2 separate regions of the Homo sapiens genome follow, and region 1 is linked to region 2. Evidence: chromatin contacts called from ENCODE Hi-C or POLR2A ChIA-PET data. All regions are on one chromosome and are shown on one strand. The core of a region is the stretch at or near the end of the contact, and the rest is flanking DNA. Distances in the headings are between cores, read along the strand shown.

Evidence for each region. Hi-C counts contacts between places; a loop is a spot of excess contacts on that map. ChIA-PET counts read pairs that join two places held with the same protein, here RNA polymerase II (POLR2A). Pooled maps may share reads with other maps.
Region 1: a map of heart left ventricle shows a loop between it and region 2 (3-fold over the local background). The contact joins the promoter of STARD13 here to the enhancer-like site in region 2. A Hi-C loop is called at or near these places in 8 of 168 maps with a recorded cell type or tissue (A673, HepG2, MCF 10A and 5 more), 1 of 37 single-sample maps with no recorded cell type and 14 of 50 pooled maps. POLR2A ChIA-PET finds 5 or more read pairs at or near these places in 9 of 52 experiments (A549, AG04449, AG04450 and 6 more).

What each region holds. Positions count from the first base shown.
Region 1 is chr13:33,282,682-33,289,408 of GRCh38, forward strand. STARD13 (StAR related lipid transfer domain containing 13) reads right to left here and starts at 3,074. Exons shown (of 14, transcript NM_178006.4): 1 at 2,789-3,074. The coding sequence starts at 2,957. RefSeq lists enhancers at 3,177-3,236, 3,247-3,376.
Region 2 is chr13:33,248,925-33,255,292 of GRCh38, forward strand. All of the region lies in intron 1 of STARD13 (StAR related lipid transfer domain containing 13), which reads right to left. Among named protein-coding and RNA genes, the nearest start is that of STARD13-AS, 25 kb to the right of the region's middle. RefSeq lists an enhancer at 2,253-2,462. Within about 2 kb of position 2,412, at least 16 of the 41 ENCODE cell types and tissues checked have a DNase peak (open chromatin) inside an H3K27ac peak, as active enhancers do; they include A673, endothelial cell of umbilical vein, heart left ventricle and 1 more, where a contact is called at or near this core.

The DNA of each region.
Region 1 (6,727 bases), core at 1,824-4,323, 34 kb after region 2:
GAAAATAATGCTGTCATTAATTTTATTTGCACATGATTAATGGAATGATTAAAAGCTGTTAGTGACAGGGCACAATGGCTCACATTTGTAATCCCCGCACTTTGTGAGGCTGAGGTAGGAAGATCACTTGAGCCCAGGAGTTTGAGACCAGCCTGCGCAATATAGTGAGACCCTGTCTCTATAAAAAAGTTTTAAAAATTAGCCAGGCATGGTGGCACACTCCTGTAAGTCTCAGCTACTGAGGAGGCTGAGGTGGAAGGATCGCTTGAGCCCAGGAGGTCAATGCTACAGTGAACTATGATCACACCACTGCACTCCAGCCTCGGCGACAGAGTAAGACTCTGTCTCAAAAACAAAAAGAAAACAAAGCTTTTAGTAAAATAACTTGACATCCTGTGTTATTGGGTAGTAACTGGTTAAAGAGAATAAAACATGTAGCACTTTGTTTCCACTAGAGAAATATAACCTGACAGGAAATTTCATAATGAGTGACCAATTCTGGTCCTATAATATAGTGTATTGCTGTATCCTGAGTAGAAAAGTCTAAAAAGTCTCTAGTATATTATATAATCTGAAACTCAATCATAGGTTCAGTACTTTAGCACTCATTATAAAAACTAAAAAATAGTCTAGTGTATTGCAGAGCATGGACTGTCAAGCTGTATTCAAGTATCAGTTCCTACTGGGTGACCTTGGATAAGATGCTTGAAATCTGTGTGCCTCTGTTTTCTCATCTGTAAAATGGGCATAATAAAAAAAATTAACTACAATGATTTTGGTATGCTGTAACTGTTTAATCCACATTCTCTGAAATTACAGTAAACCAATCTTCTAATACAATAAACTCAATAAAATTGTTTCACATTGCTTTCTCATTGTCTTACTAAAGAGTTGTATGATGTTAACACATAATGATTTCTGAATCACAAGACTGTTGGAAATCTTTATTGCTTCCCTGTGATCTTAACTGTCAGTTTTAAGTGTTAGGCATTCATTGACTTCAAACACTCCATTGCCCAGTATAAAAAAGAGGGAATTCTCAAATTACCTAATTAGACAAAAATGAAACATAAACTGAGGGTGCCCATATGTCTGTGTGACAGGGCACGTTCAGTGATAGTGCATGTGTTCACAACTTCAAATCTTGAATGGAAAAATAACCCTCATTCCAAAAAGAACATAAATAATATTTAAATAAAATAAATTATTGTAAATACATCTAAGGAGGTCTGCAAAGCAATTTCAGCTAGTTCTCTGCAATATTTCTCATATGATATGCATGCTGAGGAACATTTATATCTTGTAGATGATAGCGCATCATTAAGCCTCGGTGTTCATAAAGATGATGGCATTTGGAAAGGCACCATTGTCAGAAATTTCTAAAACCAAAGTGGAGCTGGTTTTTATTCTAAGCCTAAAGTATTTTTAAATCTAGCCACAGGGAAATAATTACTTTTGTTTCTATTCAATCAAGACCTGGACACAGAGTTTATGCAATGACATAATATCCTTCCTGAAATCAGACCAGCATGTAGGAAGGACCAGCATCCTTCACACATAACTAGTTCCTGAACCTTTACAAACAAATCCTAATTTCCAAGGAAACAATCTCATCAAATGCTGCCCGCTAGAATACATATTGTTCTTTCTGGAAACATTACAATAAGATTTTCATGATTACAAACCCCAACTTCCTCTTTAATATTCAATATAATCTTAAACTCATTTATTTAAGTGGAAACTGTATTTTTATAATGGCTCTAAAAATTCCTGGTTAACTTATTTAGCACCAATATAATAATTTCTTTTTTTGTTGTGTAGGAGGAGGGTGATCATTAACTGACTGTCAACGTGTGTTAGGGGCTTCTTAGGAACGGCTCTAAAAATTCCTGGTTAACTTATTTAGCACCAATATAATAATTTCTTTTTTGTAGTCTAGGAGGAGGGTGATCATTAACTGACTGTAAACGTGTGTGTTAGGGGCTTCTTAGGAATGTTCGTCTTTCTGCTTTCTACTGATATACCCTATAAGGAGCATGTTTTAAATTTTTTTTTTTTTTGAGACTGGTAAATTTTAGTAATGTCCAGACTTCCAGGCTGGTATTTTGAGGGGCTGGGAATAAAAAGAATATCAAGCAGCTTATAATCAATATTCTCTTCTCTTTGCATTAGGAAGCTGGAGTTTTGTGTGCAGGTTACGGGATTTGTTTTGAGATGAACGAACACCTTAATTCTCTACCAGGAAAACAATATTAACACATCTGTGGCAACTGCTGACATAAACATACAAACAGGAAGAGAATGCGATTCTAGTGCTTAGCCTGGTGGCCTTTAGAACAGAATTCTTGCTTTCCTCCTCTTCACTAAGGATATTCGAAATACTCTGGGCAGGGTGGACATTAGTCCCTCGCCTCCTCCCTAATGAAATAAACAAGTGTCCACATTTTAAATGTGACGGAGTGTGAGGAAACTGCAGAAAAGCTCCTAAGATACACACTGAGTAACAGTTCTCATCTGTTCTGTAGACACACGTCAGTTTGGGAATTTATGATTCACTGTCCCACCGTGAAGTTTTTTGTGCACTTTATGTTGAGCTATGTGGCAGCTAAGGACTGTCCTGTTTGCTGAAAACTGCAGCCTAAAGTTATTTTTCAAAGTTACGGGTAGTGTGGCATAGAAATCCATATGTTATAAAGTGGAAACAAACAAACAAAAAAAACTGGGTTAGCATGAAATAGAGCCAACAGAAATCAGAATGAGCAACAGCCTTCCACTGCCGGCCACTCACCTTGTTGAATTTTAGTCACTAGCTGATGGCGTGCTAGAATCCGGCTCATCCTGTAAGGAGAGCGTCTTGTAGTCTGATCAAATCGCAAGTACATCTCCTGGCCCTCAGGTGTCATGGAATTTAGGTAGTAGCAGCCTGAGGCTGGGGTCCTGGGCACCTGACTGAACATCTCGGCAGATTTCCTATTGCCACCTCAGTCTGCCTGTGGCTGTTGCCGTCTGTCTCCAGTCTCAGTCAAAGAGCAAGGCACCCAGCCCAGGACAGCTCAACAGACCCAGCGATTTTTAAAAAGAAAGAGGAGTGCCAAAGCCACAACTCAGAATTCCAACCCCCGGGGCCCTCACGTGACCTCGGGAACCAATGAGAGGAAGAGAGGAAAATGGGAACGTTTGCAGTCAGCCCTAAGCCCCGACCAGAGGCAGTTCCAGCCGCCAGGGTCCCTCACACAACGCTGAAAGCAAAATACACGTATTTGACGTGCCTCAGAGCTGACGAAGCACCCAAAAGCAGCCCTCACTAAAGGAGTCGAAAGAAAAAGAGAGAGGGAAGGGCAAAACAAGTAGAAGACAAACAAGTCCAGGGCTCAGGAAACTTTTCAGCCTGTCAAAGTTAGAGAAAGCTCCTTCGCTTTCTACAGGGCAGCAGCAGCCAGGTAAAAGATGGACCTGATAAATCTCTTAAATTTAAAAAACACAACACAACAAAAAAAAACTACTTCAAACAAGCATCAACAGCTGAGCGTAAGCCACCACCTTCATTATCAAGAAACAACTCAAATAAAAACTTTTCCAGTGAAAAATAAACTTCAAGGGCTTTAACACCAGGAGTGAATACACCACAGATCCTGACCCTCACGTGATGGGAATTGGAGGGCTCTTACAGATAAGACTCAGAGAGGCAAAGTACACACGCGTTACGTATTAAGCATCCTTTCCTCTTTGATTTCTCTACTTCCCCAATTTTTAATCACCTAGAGGTAAAATACTTAGAAGGTGCCTATCACATTTAAGACACTGAATCATTTAAGACAAGAATCACTGCAGAAGTTGCAAAGGTACTTCAAAGATACTGTCATCAACCTGCTAAGGACCCATTGAGAAGTTATACAAAAGCTTCTAACATGAGGCCATATATATGTCTCAAAAAGGACGCAAACACAATGCTAGGTGAGCAATATTATTTTTGACTGGGGTGATGATTGCAAGCCAGATAGAGAAAGAGACATTTGGATAGGCTTTTTAAAATGGGGGGAATTCTGATAGGCAGAGGCTGGGGAGGGCTTTGCAAGAGACTGTAGGTACCCATGTGTGCAGATCCAGAACCAGAGTATATGGTTTAAGCAAACTGCTAGTAATTCAGTTTGGCCATATCTGAGTGTGTGTGTATATATATACGTGTATATATATATGTGTGTATATATATGTGTATATATGTGTGTATATATATACATACACACACTGAGTGACATATATGTATATGTCATTATAATTTTCCCTGTTTTTCTTCTTTAACATTGTTTGATGTGAAGAGAAAAAGTCCACAGAAAACATGTTATCAAATTCTGAGCCTGGGGCTGAAAGAATAAAGTTCTTTGATACAAAAAGTATATGACCAAGTTGCTTCTACATTTGGCTGACGGAAACATAGCCTGGCTGGGAATTTATAGTCTAATAATGAGAAATTATTTCTACATTATTTCCAAATTAAAAGTTTAACAGGATTTAAATTAGGACTTTGATTCTTCTTACTCTGGCTCTCCGAGGCCCATAAGCCTTAACAACTTTCCCTGAGGGAATTGTTGCTAGCCTGATTCTGAGAAGCAGCTCGTCTTGTATAACTGTCCCGCTATGAGAATAAACAAGTTAAGCACGATCTCTGCAGCCCAGCATGTGACAATTGCCTACTACCTCACGTAGTTGGTAATTGTCAGCCTCTTCGGGTGGTTACACAAGAGTCATCATGTCTTTGTTTTCAGGTTGGCTTCATGGCAGGAAGGGAAAGAAAGATCTATGGGGCCATACTGTGCACTTTCCATTCTTATTTAGGATTTGAGCAGCAGTTTTTCTGTTCCATAGCATCGTCTGTGGAAGGTGAAAGGGATCTGAGACCTAAGGAACTGCTCGGCAGAAGCTCGAATGGAGAAAGGTCGAGCACCATATTGCAAAGTTGGCTGCCTGGAAGGTTCATGAGCCCAGCTCAGTCCGCACCGGTGGCCGTCCAATTAAGGTGCTTGCATCAGCTGCTTTGTGCACGTGCTTTCGGCTTGATGGTCCAACACTGGGAGCATCTGTGTCATAACTTTTTGTTCAAGGCAGACACTTGGTGGTTATCACTTTTTTACTGGAAGAGAATGGAAGGAGGGTGGAGAGAGAAAGAAGAGGGGAGCATGGGACTTGAGAACATTGAACATGTTCTGGGAAACCAAGTAAAGGTGAGGAAAAGGTAAAAAGGTAAAGGTGAGGAAAAAATACGTAGCTTTTTATAGCTTTGGAGAGCACTTAAAGATAGACCGGCCATTTCCAATGCCAACCTTGCAGTTCATTGCTGACTTGGCTGCATTCTATTATGAAAACAAGTGGAATGATTCTTCCTGAGAAGGATTGCAGTGTGTCAAGGCGAGGTTACTAGATAAAACAATAACAACGACAATAAAACTTACATTGTCTCCTTTTTGCATAGTCATGAATGTGTTGAAAGTGCTGGGGTGTCTGGTTCTGAAAACATTAAGATCATAAGTTTGTATTTATGACTACATATAATATTTCATTAAAATAATCTTAGCAATAAAGAGCAAGAATTGAATTTATTTATTTATTTTTAAGATGGTGCCTCACTCTGTCTCCCAGGCTGGATTGCAGTGGCGCAATCATAGTTCACTGTAGTCTCCAACTCCTGGGCTCAAGTGATTCTCTTGCCTCAGCCTCCCAAGTAGCTGAGACTCCAGGTGCACACCATCACACCTGGCCAATTAAAAAAAAAAAAGTTGTAGAGATGGGGGTCTCTCTTTGCTTCCTAAGCTGATGGCAAACTCCTGGCTTCCAGCATTTCTCCTGCCTCAGCTTCCCAAAGTGGTAGGATTACAGGCGTGACCAATCACACTTGGCCCTACATTTTTTTTTTTAAAAAAAGGGAATTTTTATTCCCTAATTAAAAAAAAAAAGCCAACTTAGAATGAAGCCTCATTTTTTCAAAAAATCAGCCAGCATTTTAATAAGGGGCTCTAGGAAGGATCACATATCAACATTTGGTTTTCTGTATGCATATACAGGGCCGCTAAAGTTTTATTTCATAGTTCAAGTAGTATCTATAAATTCATGTACCTGCTCACCATGTTTTTGTCATTTTGTATTTCCAAGGTACTATATTTAAAGCAAATATGTAACATTATTTTCTCATTAGCATGTCATTAGTACCTTGTTTTATGCTAAAGTATTGCCATTGCTATGAAACTTGTATTTTTTAAATAAATTCTTTTTTGTGATCATATAGTCCCCGTGTTAGAAGAATTACCACTGGGGTAGACAGGTCTGTTGTATTAGAATCAAGAAGTGGCTAGTTCTCTCTCTGGCTTTTCCTTTACAGGCAACTGAGAGAGCTGGTCCTCTTCTCCAGTGAGTGCATGAAGTCCTATGGAATCAAAGAGGGAGAGAGTGCCCAAATCACAAGCATCTTCCAGGACTGACACCATATCTCTTCCTCTCTAATTCCTTTAAAAATGAGGAAAACAGATGGCACTTGTGTTCAGTTTTCACCTACTTTTCTTCCCTCCTAATCTGCTCATCAATTGTGATCTTCAGTAAGACTATTTCAGGAGTGAGATAAACAGATGGTTACTGAGAACCAAAGACAGCAAAAGAGAAGGGAAAGGAAAGAGGAGAGAAGGGAACAGCATTGAGCACCTACTATGTGCCAGGTCTGAAGCCTTCATGGCTTCACATT
Region 2 (6,368 bases), core at 1,162-3,661:
AGCTACTTTTCACTAATAAGTTGGGAAATCATTTCTACTAAAGAAGAGAAAAGAAAACAAAACTCCTTTTTCCCCTTGCCAGATATTTCTGATAAAGGAAGATAAATGAGTACTATATTTTAAAGGCAGCCATTGCAAATGTGTTTCATGAAAAATAGGTGACATGCTACATGACATTGAAATGACTGCTAGCTTTATACATTAAAATGAGGAAAAAAAAGTTGGGAACACGATAACATCATTTCCTAAATGGTAGGAGGATTTCGAAGCAGGGAAATCAACAGACACACAAAGGTTATCACTGGCCACAAGCAGCTGTCAATAAATTCCAATCCTAAGAGAACACACTAACTCACGATGACTCAGTTGACCAAAAAGAAAACACAATAGTATCTACACAAGGCCTTGACCTTACTTCTTCATTTTGTCACTGTTTCTTCCGTCTGTAATGGGTTTCTTAATATTCAGTCAGTCTATGTCTACGATTTCTTAAGTATGAATCTAAAAATGCATTTCTTCCAAGAATTCGTCTTTGACTCCACCTCCTTTCTTTGAATGATTTCTTTTCTCAAGGTTTCCTTAGCCACCTACAATGTGCCAGGCTTTTTGGTCATGAATTTGCCAATATTATTTCTAATCCCTGCAACAATCGTACAATGCAGATATTAGTATACCATTTTGCAATTAAGGAAACTAAGCCTCAGAGAGTGTTAAATAACCTGTCTGTATCAATTAATACAGGTATAGTTGGTATTTAAATCTGCATGTTTAATTCCAATGACAGTATCCTTTCCACTTCCTCAAACTGTCTCCCTTTCGTTTCTTCCTAATGCCATCATACACCAATTATCTGTTATTATTTATTTATTTATTTATTTTGTTAGAGACAGGGTCTTACTGTGTCACCCAGGCCAGAGTGCAGTGGCGCCATCTCGGCTCACTGCAACCTCTACCTCCCAGGATTAAACAATAGTCCCACCTCAGCCTCCTGGGTAGCTGGGACTACAGGCATTTGCCACCATGCTTGCCTAATTTTTTTGATTTTTTGTAGAGATCAGGTCTCACTACGTTGCTCAGGCTGGTCTTGAACTCCCGGGCTCAAGTGATCCCCCCGTCTCAGCCTTCCAAGTGTTGGGATTACAGGCATGAGACACTGTGCCCAGCCCCCATCATAAACTAATTATGTTCTTTTACAGCAGCTTTACACACCCTTATTTTGTTTCCTCAATCAGACTAAAAGAGCAACAACAATAAAAAAAAATCTGGAAAATAATTCTCTGAAAATTCTGAGCAGTAGACATTGCTAGGTATTGTTAAGGAAAGTCAGTTACTTTGGGGGGCCAATTATCTCCTCCTAGTTCATATCTACCAAGCCAAAAGTTCCCTATAGGAAAGCTCATTAGCGCAGAGGAATGAATAAGAATTAAGTGTGTGTCTCTCACCTTCTACCAAGGGAAATATATAATTCTGGAGAATTTTATTCTCGCAAAAACAGTATTCACTGTCTTGTAACCAATGTCTCCCTTAAAACAAGAAAGCCCTGCAGAGAGTTGCAGATGTGGCATGGAATTACAAGCAACTTCATTCTGGAACCCATGCTGGTACAGACACAGCCTAAGACTGCATCCTTTTAAAGGCATTATTTCATATTGCTGAGGCTTCAAACATCACTTGGAACCCTATGAAGTCATGTGGTCCCAGTTCTGTATTTATATAATATGAAATGGCAGATTTACATTTATTCCTGTGTAATTTCAACCAGTGATTTTGGCCCATTGACCCATGCTGTTGAAATCTTTAAATATTCTCAGTCTGTCTGTCAACCAGTACACTTGCTCTCTTCCTATGAAGCATCCCTTCCAGATGTCTTGCCCCTCCTCCCATGTTCCTTAGTCTCTATTTGAACACACATCTGTTCTTGTTTGCTAGATCATAAACTGTATGAGGACAAGACTTAAGTCTGTCTTGTTCATTACTGGATCCTGGCATTTATCATAGGGCATGGCATGGTGTAGAAGCTCACTATGCTTTGAATAAGTGAAAGCATAGAAGGAGGGGAGAAATGGGAATAGGATAAGGAAGGGAAGGGAAGGGAGACGTTATAGGTAGAGGAAGAAGAGAGAACAAGATAAGATCAAGGAACAGCAACACATATAGTGTAGAATCTAAGATGCCTGAGTTGTAAGTTATTTAACTCTCTGAGGCTCATGTTTTTATTTATAAAATATCATCACATCAACCTCACAGGATTTTTGTGAGCATGGGGGGAGATGATGCTGCACAAACATCTGGTCTACAGGAGGTAGGACCCACTGAGGTTGACAGGCCGCCTGGGATTCTTTCACTTTCAAGCCTGCCAGGATGATCAAATGACAAGATTCTGTGGCTCTGAGCCATTTTTGGGCTGCTGAAGGAAGTATCTGGGCCTTATGCTCGCTGCATTGCCCCTCTTTCCAAGTGAATCACTTCATTAAAATGAAAGGTTTACTAAAACAGTCTGCCAGGTTAGGATGATTCATTCCCCAGCTGTGGCCATCATCAGAAAACCATGTGCATTCAGTACAGTTATCAAGCCTGAATAGCCACTAATTTGCAGAGCTTTTGGTCTCAGTGTCATTTATTTTTGTATTTTAAAAGAGGAAGTGCACAAGACATCATTATGTCAGTCCCACATAAGAGGCTGGTAGACTCTTAGTAAGTGGATGCACATGTTTGCATTTCCAAAAGCTTCTCTTTTCATCAAAAGAAAATACATATGTCTAATTGGCTGTTTGTGTAAAGTATGGGCATATCTATATGTTGGGTTAGTTCCTCCCTTGATGGTAAGCTATAATGAAATACATTTTTAATGTTAGATGGGGATTTTAGAAGTCTACTCTGCAAACCTCAGATTTACCACCCTATTTAGCTTGTCAAGTAAGGCTGCTACTTACATTAAATGAGTAACACCTAATCCTGAACACAATTTCAAAGTAAATTCCCTTCCTTTCCAAAACAGACAAACTAGCAAAACCTTACTTCTTCAGAGTTCTGGTAAAGGCTGAAAATCAAAACGATAAGCTTTATTCATCCTAAAAGGCTAAAGATATAAAATAGATATAAAAATAATCACACGTTAAATAAGATACTCCTATCATTACTACATTAAATATTTCCTACATGATAAATGGCCCTCTGGCACTAAAAAGGAAAGACCATCATCTTCTAATTCAATTTATTCTGGTTATGTATATGATGTATCCAAAATTGTGAGCAGCTTTTACAGCTCAGAGGCTGCCCTTTATTTGGAACTCCCTGCCTTTAATCCCTCTCCGGTTGCCACACTCCTACGTCCTGCCTATTTTTGACAACATGGAGAGGAGAACATGGTGAGGCTGGGATGGCCCAAGGGCCTCAAGAGGCTGCCCTGGGAGCAGTGATAACAGAGTGCTAGATGTTCCATTTACAATACTGAAATAGCTGCACAACAGCCCTCTGTCATTTGTTTCTAACCACAGTGAGTGACGGAGAAGATTTTCACTCTATGGGCCATATTCAGGTCCCTCCCTTCCGCATACTTTCAAATGGACTAAACAACCAGTTTCAGCTTTGAACAGTTCTCACTTTATCAATCCCAATCTTTAAGATCTACACATGCAGGGCTTCCAACATAATGTTGAAGCCGTCAGAGGGAAACCAATTTTGTCACTATCAATAGTATTGACCCAGCAGGTATGTGTTTCACTTGAATTACGGAAGAATTGCTCGAAATCACACAATTGAAGACTGATCCAGGAGAATGTTTGCTTAGATATTTTTCTAACTTTTCCCACATCAAATCATTTAGCAAGATTTGTATCTGAAAGTACTTTTCCAATAAAATTGGATTTGACGCAAGTTGCAGAAGTTTTACAGTGCCAGTAGGTGGTACGACGAGGGTTGTAAAGGATGAAAATGTGTTGCCTTTGCCTGAGAATGTTAGAGAGCTGGTGGGTTAAAGAAGACAGTGAGCACATCACCCACCAAGCGAGCTTCCCTAAGGTACTGACCTTGGGCCCATGTCACAGATGATCTGACCCAGTCATTTTCCGTTTTTTGGATTATTTTAGGGACATATAAAAAGGTCACCACCAAACAATTTTCCCATGATACTTAGATCCTAGTATCATGTGGTATTTCCATGAACCAGAAAAGAGCCCTAACTTTATGCCTCCAGAACACCATGTGTGTTCTTTGCCTACCATCATTGTAGTCCTGCTAAAAGGATAGTTTTTATGGTCTTAAGGCAATGACTATGGACAGCCAGACTTCCTAAAAGACTTCTTAGACCTCGGTAGAAAGACAGGTGCTGTATTCCTCCTTTGAACATGGATTTGTGATGTGATGTTCACTATTCTTGCCCTTGAGTTCAAATTCTGGCAATTAAGAATAGGTGTTAACACACAGACCATTTTAAAAGCTACATTAAGCCAATGGACAGCGTAAACATGCCTGGAAATAATATATGCAGTACATGCTTCATCCAGGAAAAACACAATTACCCCAAAGAACACAATTATCCACACAGAACTTAAGTTGAGCACTAAATGAAGGTTCCACCTACAACAAGGGCCGCAGCGTGTATTTATAAGATGAAGCATGCTGTTGGGCTCTAGCTGCAGCACTGCTGGGTGAGGGGGACCTCCTTGTGAAGGCCGAGGCTGCCGGTCAGTGATGAGGGCAGGGATGCCTTCTCGGCCACCTCTGCTGACAGCTGTACAGCTGTGTCTGCTTCATGTGGCCCCCGAGACCACGGTGACCCCCTTCAATGTATGGCGTTGATTCTACTGATTTATGTCAAGGGTAGCTCTGATTTATAAGCGTATCATCAAAGCCTGAAATTGAACTTTCAAAATAGTACGATCTAAAGATGATGCCTAGACTGAACGGGATAAAAATAAAGGCCTCTCTTGAACGGATACAAATTTGATGAGCAATGAACAAAACATAAATGAAGGTTTTTCAACAGGCCTGCCACAGACCATGGGGGAACACCCTGTCCAGGTGTGCTGTCAATTGGTGATCAAATTGTAAAATGTATTAGTGCTGCAATTGAATATATGCACTATTGGGATGCACAGTCTGACACACACAGGGTGATCAGCCATCCCGCTTTGCCTGGAGTGATCCTCATTTTAACACTGAAAGCCTAATGTCTCTGGAAACTATTGAATCTCAGACAAAGTGGGCTGGTTGGTCCCCAGCAGATAGGACACTAGGCTGATGGGGTAGTGGGTGGCAAAGCGGACTGAGGTCAGAGGCACAGCATGAGGTCAAGTCAGCGGCAAAGAGGATAATTTGTACACCTCAACAGAGTGGATATGCCAAGGGGTAGTCAGGACAATAGGCTTAACAGTGTTGGAGAGAGAACACGTGCGTGTGACACAGGTGAGCACCTTTACAGGCTCTGTGAGACAGTGTCACTGTGCTGAGTTGTCATTATTGCTGATTTGTTGAGTATTGTTTTAGGCCTCTCAATCCCTTCATAGCTGTTGCCTATATTCTAGCATTTGAAAGTATTCTGTTGATATGGGCAGGAGGCAGGGAAATATTGGATACCAGGGGGTGATTCCCCGACAAAGGCCCTACCATCAAGCCTGAAGACCCACAGCCCTAAGTGGGAACAGCATTTCTGTTTTCATGTCCTTTTGGCCTGCCATGCCCCCCTATCCTGTACCCATATAAATCCCGAAACCCAGGCTCCAGAAGCAGACCTGTAGGTGAGGAGACAAGCACACGAACTGTGGAATGACGTGGCAGAGAAAGAGAGAAGAGGAGGGATGTCTGAATGCTGAGATGAGTTTGGCTGGGGGTGGTCAGAGAGGAGTTTGGCTGCTGGACGGCCAGGCTTCAAGGGAAGATCGTGTTCCCACTCCAACCCCTCTTTGGCTCCCCATCCATCCCACTGAGAGCCACCTCCATCACTCAGTAAAACTCCCACATTCATCCTTTAAGTCTGTGTGTGACTTGATTCTTCCAGGATGCTGGACAAGAGCTCAGGATACAGAAAGCTGTCACACTGGCCCTCTGCCCTTGAGAAAAGGCAGAGGGTCCACTGAGCTGGATAACACTCACACTATCTGCGGACAGCAGGGCTAAAAGGGCACACTGTAACACACGACAACTTGGGCTCCTATACCTGTCCATCTGTGTGCTCCCCCCCCCCTCAGAGGCTTGATCAGGTTCAGAGACCGAGCAGGTGAGCCACACCCTTGTTGCACATCCTACGAGGGGGACCAGGGAACTCTCCCGTTTCACTGTGAATACAACAAAGTTGAAAGCCTCATACAGATGTGTAAGCTGATGTGTGTATCATTCATACTACTCAGAGGGACCCCAGTGTCACAACC